2 separate regions of the Homo sapiens genome follow, and region 2 is linked to region 1. A link is an interaction called in ENCODE POLR2A ChIA-PET data of the cell type or tissue named here. Cell type or tissue: OCI-LY7. All regions are shown on one strand. Each heading gives the region's core, and the rest is flanking DNA. Links, peaks and the distances in the headings are about the cores only.

What was found. ChIA-PET counts read pairs that join two places held together with the same protein. Peaks named below come from ENCODE experiments on the same cell type or tissue, not always from the same donor. Only the 100,000 strongest peaks of a DNase experiment are listed, where the experiment ranks them.
Region 2: POLR2A ChIA-PET joins it to region 1 with 8 read pairs; 1 of 35 experiments calls an interaction of 5 or more read pairs at or near these places.

Annotation. Positions count from the first base shown.
Region 1 is chr17:20,774,138-20,779,916 of GRCh38, forward strand. It overlaps the pseudogene OLA1P2. Among named protein-coding and RNA genes, the nearest start is that of CCDC144NL-AS1, 92 kb to the right of the region's middle. In OCI-LY7, for the core only: no CTCF peak of the experiment used is centred there; no DNase peak of the experiment used is centred there.
Region 2 is chr17:21,017,092-21,022,870 of GRCh38, forward strand. It overlaps USP22 (ubiquitin specific peptidase 22), which reads right to left. Exons shown (of 13, transcript NM_015276.2): 3 at 4,022-4,135; 4 at 1,993-2,094; 5 at 851-1,020. Among named protein-coding and RNA genes, the nearest start is that of USP22, 23 kb to the right of the region's middle. In OCI-LY7, for the core only: a CTCF peak has its summit at 3,281 (motif pointing right); a DNase peak (open chromatin) is centred at 3,310; H3K27ac peaks cover 504 bases.

The DNA.
Region 1 (5,779 bases), core at 1,402-3,901:
TGGTGCGTGCCTGTAATCCCAGCTACTTGGGAGGCTGAGGCAGGAGAATCGCTTGAACCTGAGAGGTGGAGGTTGCAGTGAGCCAAGGCTGTGCCACTGCACTCCATCCTGGGCAACAGAGGGAGACTCTTGTCTAAAAAAAAAGAGAGAAAAGAAAAGAAACTTCCAATTTTCCAATTTGTTTAGATCCAGGAATAGACCAATTTGAAAAATCTTAAATAATATTAACTACTCAGTCCATGGTATTCTTCATAAAATGGCTGTAAGAGGCAGCAATACTAAGAAAAACATGAATTTATGAACATAAGTACTGCTTTTTCCCCCTCAGTTTGATTTAAATTTAATATCCTCCCACAATGGGAAATGATTTACAATAAAGAGATAAACTGGAAAGAATAAGAAAATGGAAAAAGATGTCATTTCTTTTTACTACCCAACAGATTTACCATATGTTTTAAAATGATGCTTGGCCATCTACAGTAAATGAAACAAAATGCTTTTTAAAATAATGTAACACTTTAAACTATTTTTACGACCAAACTCTCCCTCTCTTGTGAAATATCCATCTTACTAAGCAAAGGTTTATTTAAGCTCCACTTACATCTATGTTGTTTTTAGCTCATTTCCTTTTTAAAAAAGCAATGGGCAAGTTTATTTCCCAGTTTATCTGTTATAATAAAATATAAAAAGCATTTCTGTTTTGGCCTCTAGTATAGCATTATCGAAAGCTACGAAACTCACAGCAAAATATAGGACAGTGTAAAATTAGAAACTGCTGGTGTTTCTTTAGCAGCAGTTGCTGTCCTTGCAGTTGTTTTCCCCTCTTGCCACCAGCACAAATCTGAAAGTCACCTCTGTGTACCAGACAACAAACCCCAAGTGTGTTGTTTAAATAACACACTTTATTATTCACATAGCATAGATTTCACCCTTTTAAAGTACACAGTTCGCTGGGTTTTAGTATAATCACAGAGTTGTGTAATCATTACCATTGTCCATTTAGAACATTTTTTTCTCTCCAAAAAAAAAAACAAAAAACCCCCCAAAAACTCCATACCCTTTAGCATTCATTCCCCATTCCTTCATTCCCCCAGGACCTGGCAATCACTAATCTACATTCTGTCTCTGTGGACTTGCCTATTCCAGACATTTCATATAAGTGGAATCACAATTATGTGACCTTTGTGACTGGCTTCTTTTGCTTCTTCTTCTTCTCCTTTTTTTTTTTTTTTTTCTTTTCTTTTAGCTACAGGGTCTCACTATGTTGCCCAGGCTAGTTTCAAACTCCTGGGCTCGAGGTGCCGTTCAAGGCCCGGCCCTCCAGTTCCGCCGCGGCCACCGCTGCCGAGGTGCGTGGGCCCGGCGGAGTGCCAGGCCTGCATTCTCTCCTCCTTCCTCCCCGCCTCTGGCTGCCAGTAGGACCTTTCTCTCGCAGCCGCTGGGACCCCGTGTCATCGCCAAGGCCGAGCACGATGCCCTGCAAAGAGGGAGGTGATGGAATTAAACCACCCCCAATCATTGGAAGATTTGGAACTTCACTGAAAATTGGTATTGGTGGATTGCTAAATGTTGGAAAATCTACTTTCTTCGATGTATTAACCAGTAGTCAGGCTTCAGCAGAAAACTTCCTATTTGGCACCATTGATCCTAATGAGAGCAGGGTACCTGCGCCAGATGAAAGGTTTGACTTTCTTTGCCAGTACCACAAACCAGCAAGCAAAATTCCTGCCTTTCTAAATATAGTGGATACTGCTGGCCTTGTGAAAGGAGCTCACAATGGGCAGGGCCTGGGGAATGCTTTTTTTCTTTTTAATCTCATATTAATGCCTGTGATGGCATCTTTCATGTAACACGTACTTTTGAAGATGGTGATATGACGCATGTTGAAGGAAGTGTAGATCTTATTGGAGATACAGAAATAATACATGAAGAGCTTCAGCTTAAAGAGGAGGAAATGATTGGGTCCATTACAGATAAACTAGAAAAGGTGGCTGTGAGAGGAGGAGATAAAAAACTAAAACCTCTTTGGGAGGCCGAGGTGGGCAGATCACCAGGTCAGGAGTTCAAGACCAGCCTGGCCAATATGGTGAAACCCCATCTGTACTAAAAATACAAAAATTAGCTGGGCATGGTGGTGCACGCCTGTAATCCCAGCTAATCGGGAGGCTGAGGCAGGAGAATTGCTTGAACCTGGGAGGCGGAGGTGGCAGTGAGCTGAGATTGTGCCACTGCACTCCAGCCTGGGCAAGACTCCGTCTCAAAAAAAAAAAAAAGAAAGAAAGAAAGAAAGAAAGAAAAACAAATGGTTGATAAAAATAAAAATAAATTAAATAGTGGGTGGACAAGTATGACCTAGGTGCCTTTGTCGTTCCTTTTAGTGGGGCCTTGGCAAGAATTGAGTGCTGAGGAGAGACCGGAGTAACTGGAAGCAAACACGACTCAAAGTGCTTTGCCAAAGATCATTAAGGCTGGGTCTGCAGCACTCCAACTAGAATACGTTTTCACTGCAGGCCCAGATGAAGTGTGTGCAGGGACCATCAGGAAAGGGACTAAGAATCCTCAGGCTGCAGGAAAGATTCACACAAATTTTGAAAAGAGATTCATTATGGCTGAAGTAATGAAATACGAAGATTTTAAATGGGAAGGTTCTGAAATGCAGTCAAGGCTGCCGGAAAGTACAGACAACAAGGCAGAAATTATATTGTTGAAGATGGAGATATTATCTTCTTCAAATTTAACACACCTCAACAACCGAAGAAGAAAGATAATGCATGTTTTACAGTACTCCAGATGTCTACACCCAACAAAACATCTGGAAAAACAACAACAACAACAACAACAAACTCCTGGGCTCAAGCAATCCTCCTGCCTCGGCCTCCCAAAGTGCTGGGATTACAGGCATGAGCCGCCATGCCCAGCCAGCTTTTTTCACTTAGCTTAATGCTTTCAAGGTTTATTCATGTTGCAGAACGTATCAGTACTTCATTCCTTTTTATGGTCAAATAATATTCCATTGTACGGATATACCACAGTTTGTTTAATCATTCACCAGATGATGGACATTTAGGTTGTTCTTGTGTTGATTATTATGAACAATGCTGTTATTAACATTTATGTACAAGTTTTTATGTGGATATATGTTTTTATTTTTCATGAGTATATGTACAAAGAATGAAGTTGCTGGGTCATATGATAACCTTTTGAGGAACTGCTAGACTATTTTCCAAAGTGGCTGCACCATTTAGCATTCCCAGTTGCAGTGCATTAGAGTACCGATTTCTCCACGTTCTAACCTTTGTTATCTATCTTTTTGATTATAGCCATTCTAGCTGGAATGATGTGGTATCTCATTTTGATTTTGATTTGCATTTCTCTGATGGCTAATGACATTGAGCATCTTTTCATGTGCCCATTGTCCATTTGCATATCTTCTTTGGAAAAATTTCTTTTCAGATGCATTTTTTTAAAAAAACAATTATGGGTTTTATCTTAATATGGTGTCGTAAGTTTTTTAGAATATATTCTGAATATAAGTCTCATAACAGATATATGATTTGCAAATATTTTCTCTCATTCTGTGGGTACTTGAGCTTTCTTGATGGTATTTTTTGAAGCACTAAAATTTTCAGTTTTCATGAATTCCAGTTTATCTGTTTATCTTTGGTTGCTTATGCTTTTAATGTTGTATCTAAGAAAGCATTCTGTAACCCAAGAAAATTTACTTTGGGGGGTCATGGTGGTTCACACCTGTAATCTCAGCACTTTTGGGAGGTTGAGACTTGAGACCAGGAGTTGAAGATTAGCTTGGGAAAAATAGTGAGACCCTGTCTCAAAAAAAAAAAACAAAACTAAAAAGTAGCCAGACATGGTGGCATATTTCTGTGGTCCCAGCTACTCAGGAGGCTGAAATGGGAGGATTGCTCGAGCCCAGGAGGTGGAGGCTATAGTGAACCATGTTCACACCTCTGCACTCCAGCCTGGGTGACAGAGTGGGACCCTGTCTCCAAAAATACATAAATATATAAAAATTTTTAATTTACTTATATATTTTTTCCATAAGTTGTACAGTTTCAATTCTTACATTTTGAGCTAATTTTTTATGTATGGTGTGACATAGGAGTCCAAATTAATTTTTTTGCAATTCACTTGTCCCAGCGCCATATATTGAAAGGCTCTTTGTCACTGAATTTCCTCGGCATCTTTGTCAAAAATCAGTTGACCATGAATGTAAGGGTTTATTTCTGGGCTTTAATTCTATTGCATTGATCTGTATGAATGTTGAATGTTCTTATACCAGTACCACACTGTCTTGATTGCTGTAGCTTTGTGCTTGATATGGTTAGGCTTGGTGTCCCCACCCAAATCTTATCTTGAAGTGTAATCCCCATAATCACTATAATCCCCATGTGTCAAGGGAGAGACCAGGTGGAGGTAATTGAATCGTGGAGGCAGTTCCCCATGCTGTTCTCATGACAGTGAGTTCTCATAAGATCTGATTGTTTTATAAGGGGCTCTTTCCCCTTTCTCTTGGCGCTGCTTCTTGCTGCCTTGTGAAGAAGGTGCCTTGCTTCCCCTTCACCTTGATTGTAAGTTTCCTGAGGCCTCCCCAGCCATGCTGAACTGTGAGTCAATTAAACCTCTTTTCTTTATAAATTGCCTAGTCTCAGAAAGTTATTTATAGCAGTATGAAACCGGACTAATACAGTGCTGTTTTGAAATCAGGAAGTGCCCATCCTTCAACTTTGTTCTTTCTCAAGGTTGTTTTGGCTATTTTGTGTCCCTTGTATTTCTTTCACTATTTTTCTTCCTTTTGTAGTTTTAACTGACCATTTTATATGACTTCATTTTTTCTCTCCTTTTAATTTTTTCTATTTTTTTCTTAGCATATTCATTGTGCTTCTTTTTTTTTACTTTTTAACAACTTTTTTCAGTGGTTGCTCTAGGTTCCCTTTATTTTTTTTATTTTTTTTGTATTTTTTAGAGACGTGGTCTCACTGTGATACCCAGGCTGGAGTGCAGAGGTGTGAACATGGTTCACTGCAGCCTCTACTTCCTGGGCTCAAGCAATCCTCCCACCTCAGCCTCCCAGATAGGTGGGATTACAGGCACAAGCCACCACACCACTCTAATTTTGTCGTAGTAGTTTTTGGTAGAGAGTCTCACCGTGTTGCCCAGTCTGGTCCCAAATTCCTGGCCTCAAGCAATTCTCCCGCCTCAGTTTCCCAAAGTGTTGGGATTACAGACATGAGCCACCATGCCTGGCCAACTCTTGTATTTTAATCTGAATTTTAGAATCAGCTTGACAACTTCTGCAAGAAAGAAAACTGGGGTTTTGATAGGATTGCCTTGAGGCTGGGCATGGTGGCTTATGCCTGTAATCCTAGCACTTTTGGAGGGCGAGGTGGGCGGATCATCTGAGGTCAGAAGTTCGAGACCACCCTGGGCAACATGGTGAAACTCCGTCATTACTAAAAATGCAAAAATTAGCTGGATGATGTGGCACACACCTGTAATCCCAGCTACTGGGGCGGCTAAGGCACTAGAATCGCTTGAACCCAGGAGGCGGAGGTTGCAGTGGGCCTAGATGGCGCCACTGCACTCCAGCCTGGGAGACAGAGCGAGACTCCATCTCAGGAAAAAAAAAAGATATCACACTGTACCCCATAAGTAAGTGCAATTATTATGTGTCAAAAATAAAAAATTATATAAGAACTAATAAACAAGTACACCAATGTTGTAGGGTACAAGATCAATAAATGAAAACCAATCATATTTCTGG
Region 2 (5,779 bases), core at 2,207-4,706, 240 kb after region 1:
CTGGCAATCTGTTTTTGAAAGGCTTGGACAGTAAATAATTTCAGCTTTGCAGGTTGGATAGCCTCTGTCCAACTGCTCAACTCTGTGGCTGTCCCACAAAAGCGACCAGTGACCAGACAGACATGAGTGAGCTGGCGTGGCTGCATCTCTCGCAGAGGTTACGAATGGGAACAGGCCAGGGCTGTTGGCTGGCTCCTGTGCAAGGCACCTGAAGAACAGGCACCAGCCTGCTTATTAGTTGAGGTAACTGAGCTGCTTCAGCTCTGAGAAGCATGTCTAGGTCACGGAGCCGGTGAGGGCTGAGGCGGCAGCCGTGAACGCCTTGCTCTGAACGCTGCCATGCTCTGATGCCGGGGACAGAAGTGGACAGGAACGCCACACGTGCAGCCCACAGGAACAGCCAACGTGCAGCGCGTAGCTCATGAGGACAGAGGCTCTGATGGGGCATGCTTAGAGAGACCTGGCGGTGGAGGAGACTCGCATACCAGGAGGACACAGGAGGGTGACACATGCGTGCCTTTCTGAGCCAGGAAGGTAGACCATGGAGGAAGAGGAAGGGGGAGAATCACCCGTCTTTAGAGACAAATGTCACCCACCAGGGAAGTCTCTGCCACAAGCCTCTCAAAGGGCTTCTCCTTGTTCTGAGTCAGCAGTGCGTCCCCAAAAATCACGCCAGGTCTTCCCTTTTTGGAAAACTGTGTTTTCCATAATAGACATGTATATTAAACATTAACTTACTACAAAAGGTTCTAAATGTATCTTCCTTTATCATGGTCCACCTTAAATTTTTTTTTTGAAGGTGAAAACAAAGTAACAGAAATGTTCCCCTGCAGAAGTCAATGGCGCTCACCTCCTGAAACAGTGAGGACATCTCACAGACCAGACAGGAGCTGGGGCTCTGCATCTCACAGCGGTGCCTGTCAGACAGGAAGAAGTCCCGCAGAAGTGGCGTGTGGGTCAGGGCCTGCACGATGCAGTTCATGAAGCATGTGTTCCCAAGGTTGATCAGCCCACGCAGACCTGGACACAAATCACCAGAGAGCAGGAGTTACCTGTGTGCTGAACCACAGGTGTCGCTGGATCCCAGCGGCTTCCTCTACCTCTACATACTCATTTTCTTTTATTCATTCATTCAAGCCAGAACACGATGAGATATCGCATTCTGCTAGTTTTTATGCCACTTTTACATGAACGGTATTGAAGAATGTCCACCACCATGGACCCCTCCCACTTCAGCCATTGTATGCTTTGACAGAATTACACAAATATAGTTTCTACGACAACAGGCCAGGTCAGAGTGAAGCCTAATGAACAAACAAAACAGGTTTTTAAAAATGTTCTAGGGCCAGGGCAGGGGCTCATACTTGTAACCCAGCACTCTGGGAAGCCAAGGCATGAGGATCACTGGAGCCCAGGAGTTCGAGACCAGCCTGGGCAACATGGTGAGATGTCTCTACGCAAAACACAAAAATTATCCAAACATGGTGGTGTGCACCTGCAATCCCAGCTACTTGGGAGGCTGAGGTGGAAGGATCGCTTGGGCCCAGGAGACAGAGGGTGCAGTGAACTGTGCTCCAGCCTGGGCAACAGAGCAAGACTCTGTCTCAAAAAAGAAAAAGAAAAAGTTTTAAAGGGTATTCCCTCAATTTGTAGAAAATTCAGCGAACACTTACACTCACACACATCATTTCTCTCCCTGAAGATTACTGTGCCCAGCCTCACCCTGGCCAAAATCAACTTGAGTCCCTTTACCCACACAGACGCTGAAGGCTGTGAGGGCAGGGCTGTTGCTACGCATCACTCTGCGCCCCAAGCCCACTGCAGGTCCCTGCAGAGAACAGGTGCTCAAGAGCTGGTTGCTGAGCACATTGATGAGTGACAGTTATGCAGGGCTTCAACAGAATCATGTGGACTTAAGAAACCCACAATTCTGTATTTACTTTTAAACCCTGGAAAGAAGCCTAGCTGAGAGTGACGACACGCTCCACCCACCTATGGTGCAGTTCGAGGTGATCTTTCTCCTTTTCGGGTTGTGCTTCAGCAGTTCAAGCTCCCGTTTGGTTGGTTCCCAAGTTGAAAACTTCTCTCCAACGCCTAAGCAGATGAAGGACAGTTCCAAGCGCTATTAGCTAGATTTTCACATCAAGTGTGTTTACACATAAAAGCTGTGGCGCTATGCTGTCTGTCAGGGTGCATTTCAGTGAGCAACATCCACAGCACCAGGGCTTTCTCAAACTCTACTGTGCTGAGAGGGGCTACACACAACACTTAAAGGAGCTTCTCACAGAGGGTATGAGGATGTGAGCTACGTTTCCTGCAAGAAAAGCAGCACCTCCAGTCAAAACTACCCCAACGCCAATGCCAAAACAGTTGTTTTTCAAATGTCTTCCATCCTTCAGCACAGAGATGGCAGCATCAGCACCAATGGGAACTTACATGAAGGATTCTCCCGCAAACAAGTGAAATTGAAGGAGAGAGCTTGCACTTTTCAGCAAACTGAAATAGCATAAACTCAGCGTCGAGTTACCAAACTAAGATAGATCCAACAGTTAAAAACGTGTGTGCCACAAAATATTCAGAGAGTGGTGGTAAATGCTAATTGGCATAGTATTCCATTCAACGCACACCCTATGCGCTCAGAAGTACTTGTTCCATGCCAACCAACATTTCTGAATACTTCAAAATACTTTAAAAGACACAGCATGTTGGATAGACAGAATTATAAAATGATTCTAGAAGAATTCCATTTTAATCCTGGACATACATTTCTTAGGCCCGTGCTTTAAGTGCTCTGCACAGAATAATACACCCACACTTAGTCACAATGTTATTAAATTTCTGAGAGGGAAAAGAACAGCGAACACAAGTCAGAGATTGCTCTCCAGAGAAGACTTGTTAAACACAAATAATTCTGCTCACTGAAAGAGCCCCTGTTGCTATTCTTCCCTTCTCAAAACACTGGGGTGTTTTCAATGGAGAGTAATCAAGGCAAGAATGTAAAACAGGTGTCAGGTTCATATGTTTCCTTTGCAAACAGTGATGGCTTTGCTACCAGGGAGATCAGATGCTCACCTGTCAACTGGGGTAAACCACACCTGTCACTATGTCACTATCACTGTCAACCACTATGAGCATCTGTCAGAATCAAAAACCAAAAAAAAAAAAAAAAAAAAAAAAAGGAAAAAAAACTCAGGGAAGCCAAGAAGAAATAAAAAATAAAGAAAATGACTGCATGTTTGCTCCTCTCACTCTGTGTAGCCAATAACCAGTGTGTGTGGCCACACGGTGGCGACGGCAAGTGCAAAACCCACACTGGTGCGAGAGCCGTGAGGGCAGCTCACAAGATGGCAAGGATCTGACTGTGCAGTGGGGCTGCTGGGAGACTCTCCTAGTTTCCTTCTGGTGGGTCTAGTTTCCATCTGGTGGGTCTAGTTTCCATCTGGTGGGTGCACGCTGTTGACATGGATTTAACATCACCCAAACAGTCCAGAGTTTTAAAAGAGATTCTACCACAACTTGATCCGAAAATAGTCTGCTCTCCTGGGAGGAAGGAGGTATGTTTACATATAACATTACTGCAAAGAGATCGCTTGCTAGAATTCGGCAGAGCTGAGGGCAAACCACTCAGGGATGTCCAGATACGGAGTCACCTGTCCCCGAGAGGTGTGACCTCGCCACACTCGTTCAGCCCCACATCTGCAGGTGCGCCCTGGGAGAGCTTAAGTAATGCTGGGGTTGTTCCCTTGGCCCAGCTGCAGGCCCATGGGGGACCTGCAAGGGAAGCACCCTGGAAGTGGTCCCAAGCACACGGGCAGCTATGCATGCCTCGACACTAGCCACCTCCCCTGTCATGCAGAGCTTCAGCTGACTCCACTGTGGGCCTTAGGGGAAGGTGGGGACGGCCTCTTCCCACCAGCCTGCCACTTCCCACCTAGGTACTTCTCTTTCTCCTACTGGGTCTGCCCTTGATGGACATGAGGGAACTGCAGGATCAAGCAGGTAAACTGAGGTGGAACCAAACCTTGCATTTTCCAAGCTTTTCGCTGCTCCTCCTTGGCGATTATTTCCATGTCTTTGTCATAGATGTAGTCCTGGCACAGAAAACAGTAGATGCCTCCGTACATCAGATCAATGGCTGAGGAGAGAAAGGAGGGAGGAGAAACCAAGTTGAATTAAAAACCACAATGGAAGGCTGGAGGGCAGAGTTAAACACAGTGAGGTTCTGTAGATACTGACTGTTCACAGCACCTTCCTATTCACAAGCAGGGAAGCCAGTCCAGCGGAGTCTCCTATCCTGAGCAGGTGAGGGGCATGCACTGTGTTTGGCAGCTCATGCCCAGGGCTGAGGTGTCTTAAAAAACAGAGGCGACCCATACATACTTTTCAAAGCAGCCAATACTCCAGGATCAGGACCTCTGCCACCTTCTCTGAATGCGTGGTATTTAAAACTGGTACAACTGCATTGGATATTTTCAGTCCTGGCCACCTGACACGGAGTGACTATGCTTCCCTCCATCTAGAATTCCTGACACCATCACCATAAAGAATGTGGCAGCAACTTGCTGTGACTTTTGTGGTTGGCGGCATTTGCTACTCTTACCTTAAGTACAGGGGGAAAATAGTTTCTCATCGGATGACTTTGATTGACATCTTGACCCAGAGCTGCCTGAAGGTGGGTCTTCTACCACAATTTCTCAACTGCATCTTCTAAAAAATGGGACTAATAGGCCAGGAGCTGTGACTTATGCCTGTTACCCCAGCACTTTGGGAAGCCGATGTAGGCAGATCATTTGAGGCCAGGAGTTCAAGACCAGCCTGGTCAACATGGTGAAACCCCATCTCTACTAAAGTACAAAAAATTAGCCAGGCATGGTGGCACACGCCTGTAACCCCAGCTATTCGGGGAGCTGAGGCGTGAGAACAGCTGAAACCTGGGAAGGGGAGGTTGCAGTGTGCCAAGATCTTGCCACTGCACTCCAGCCTGGGCAACAGAGTGAGACTCTGTCTCAAAAAATAAAAATAAAAATAAAAAAATTATAGTAATACTAGTATATTCTTTTCACAAATAAGAAGAGATACATATGTATGTATAAATTTCAATTTTCTAAAACAGTCACAAGAAACTGTTCACAGTCGTTTCCTTTGGGGAGAAGTATACATTTTCGTGTCGTTTGAACTTTCTAATCGTGTGCATGTCCAGTTTTTAATTGTCAACATAAACCTTTATTTTATGGAAATAAGATCCACTTTTGCTTTCTTTGTTAAAAGTAATAATTTGTAAAAAGTCAAAAAAATAAAATAAAATAAAATAGGACTAATAGTTTGGGCTCTTAATTATTTTATCATAAAAGTAAGTAAGATAAAGTCCTCTGAGTGCCTGAAAAAAGGTACTCTCTCCATTCAACAATTTATAAACAACTGGGGTTAACCGGGTGTGGTGGTTCACGCCTGTAATCCCAGCACTTTGGGAGGCCGAGGCAGGCAGATCACGAGGTCAGGAGATTGAGACCATCCTGGCTAACATGGTGAAACCCCGTCTCTACTAAAAGTACAAAAAATTAGCCAGGCATGGTGGCAGGCACCTATAGTCCCAGCTACTCAGGAGGCTGAGGCAGGAGAATGGCGTGAACCTGGGAGGCGGAGCTTGCTATGAGCTGAGATCTCACCACTGCACTCCAGCCTGGGCAACAGAGCGAGACTCCGTCTCAAAAAAAAAAAAAAACCAAATGAACCAGGATTACCTACCCAAAGGAAGGTAAATGGCTCTACCATAAAGACA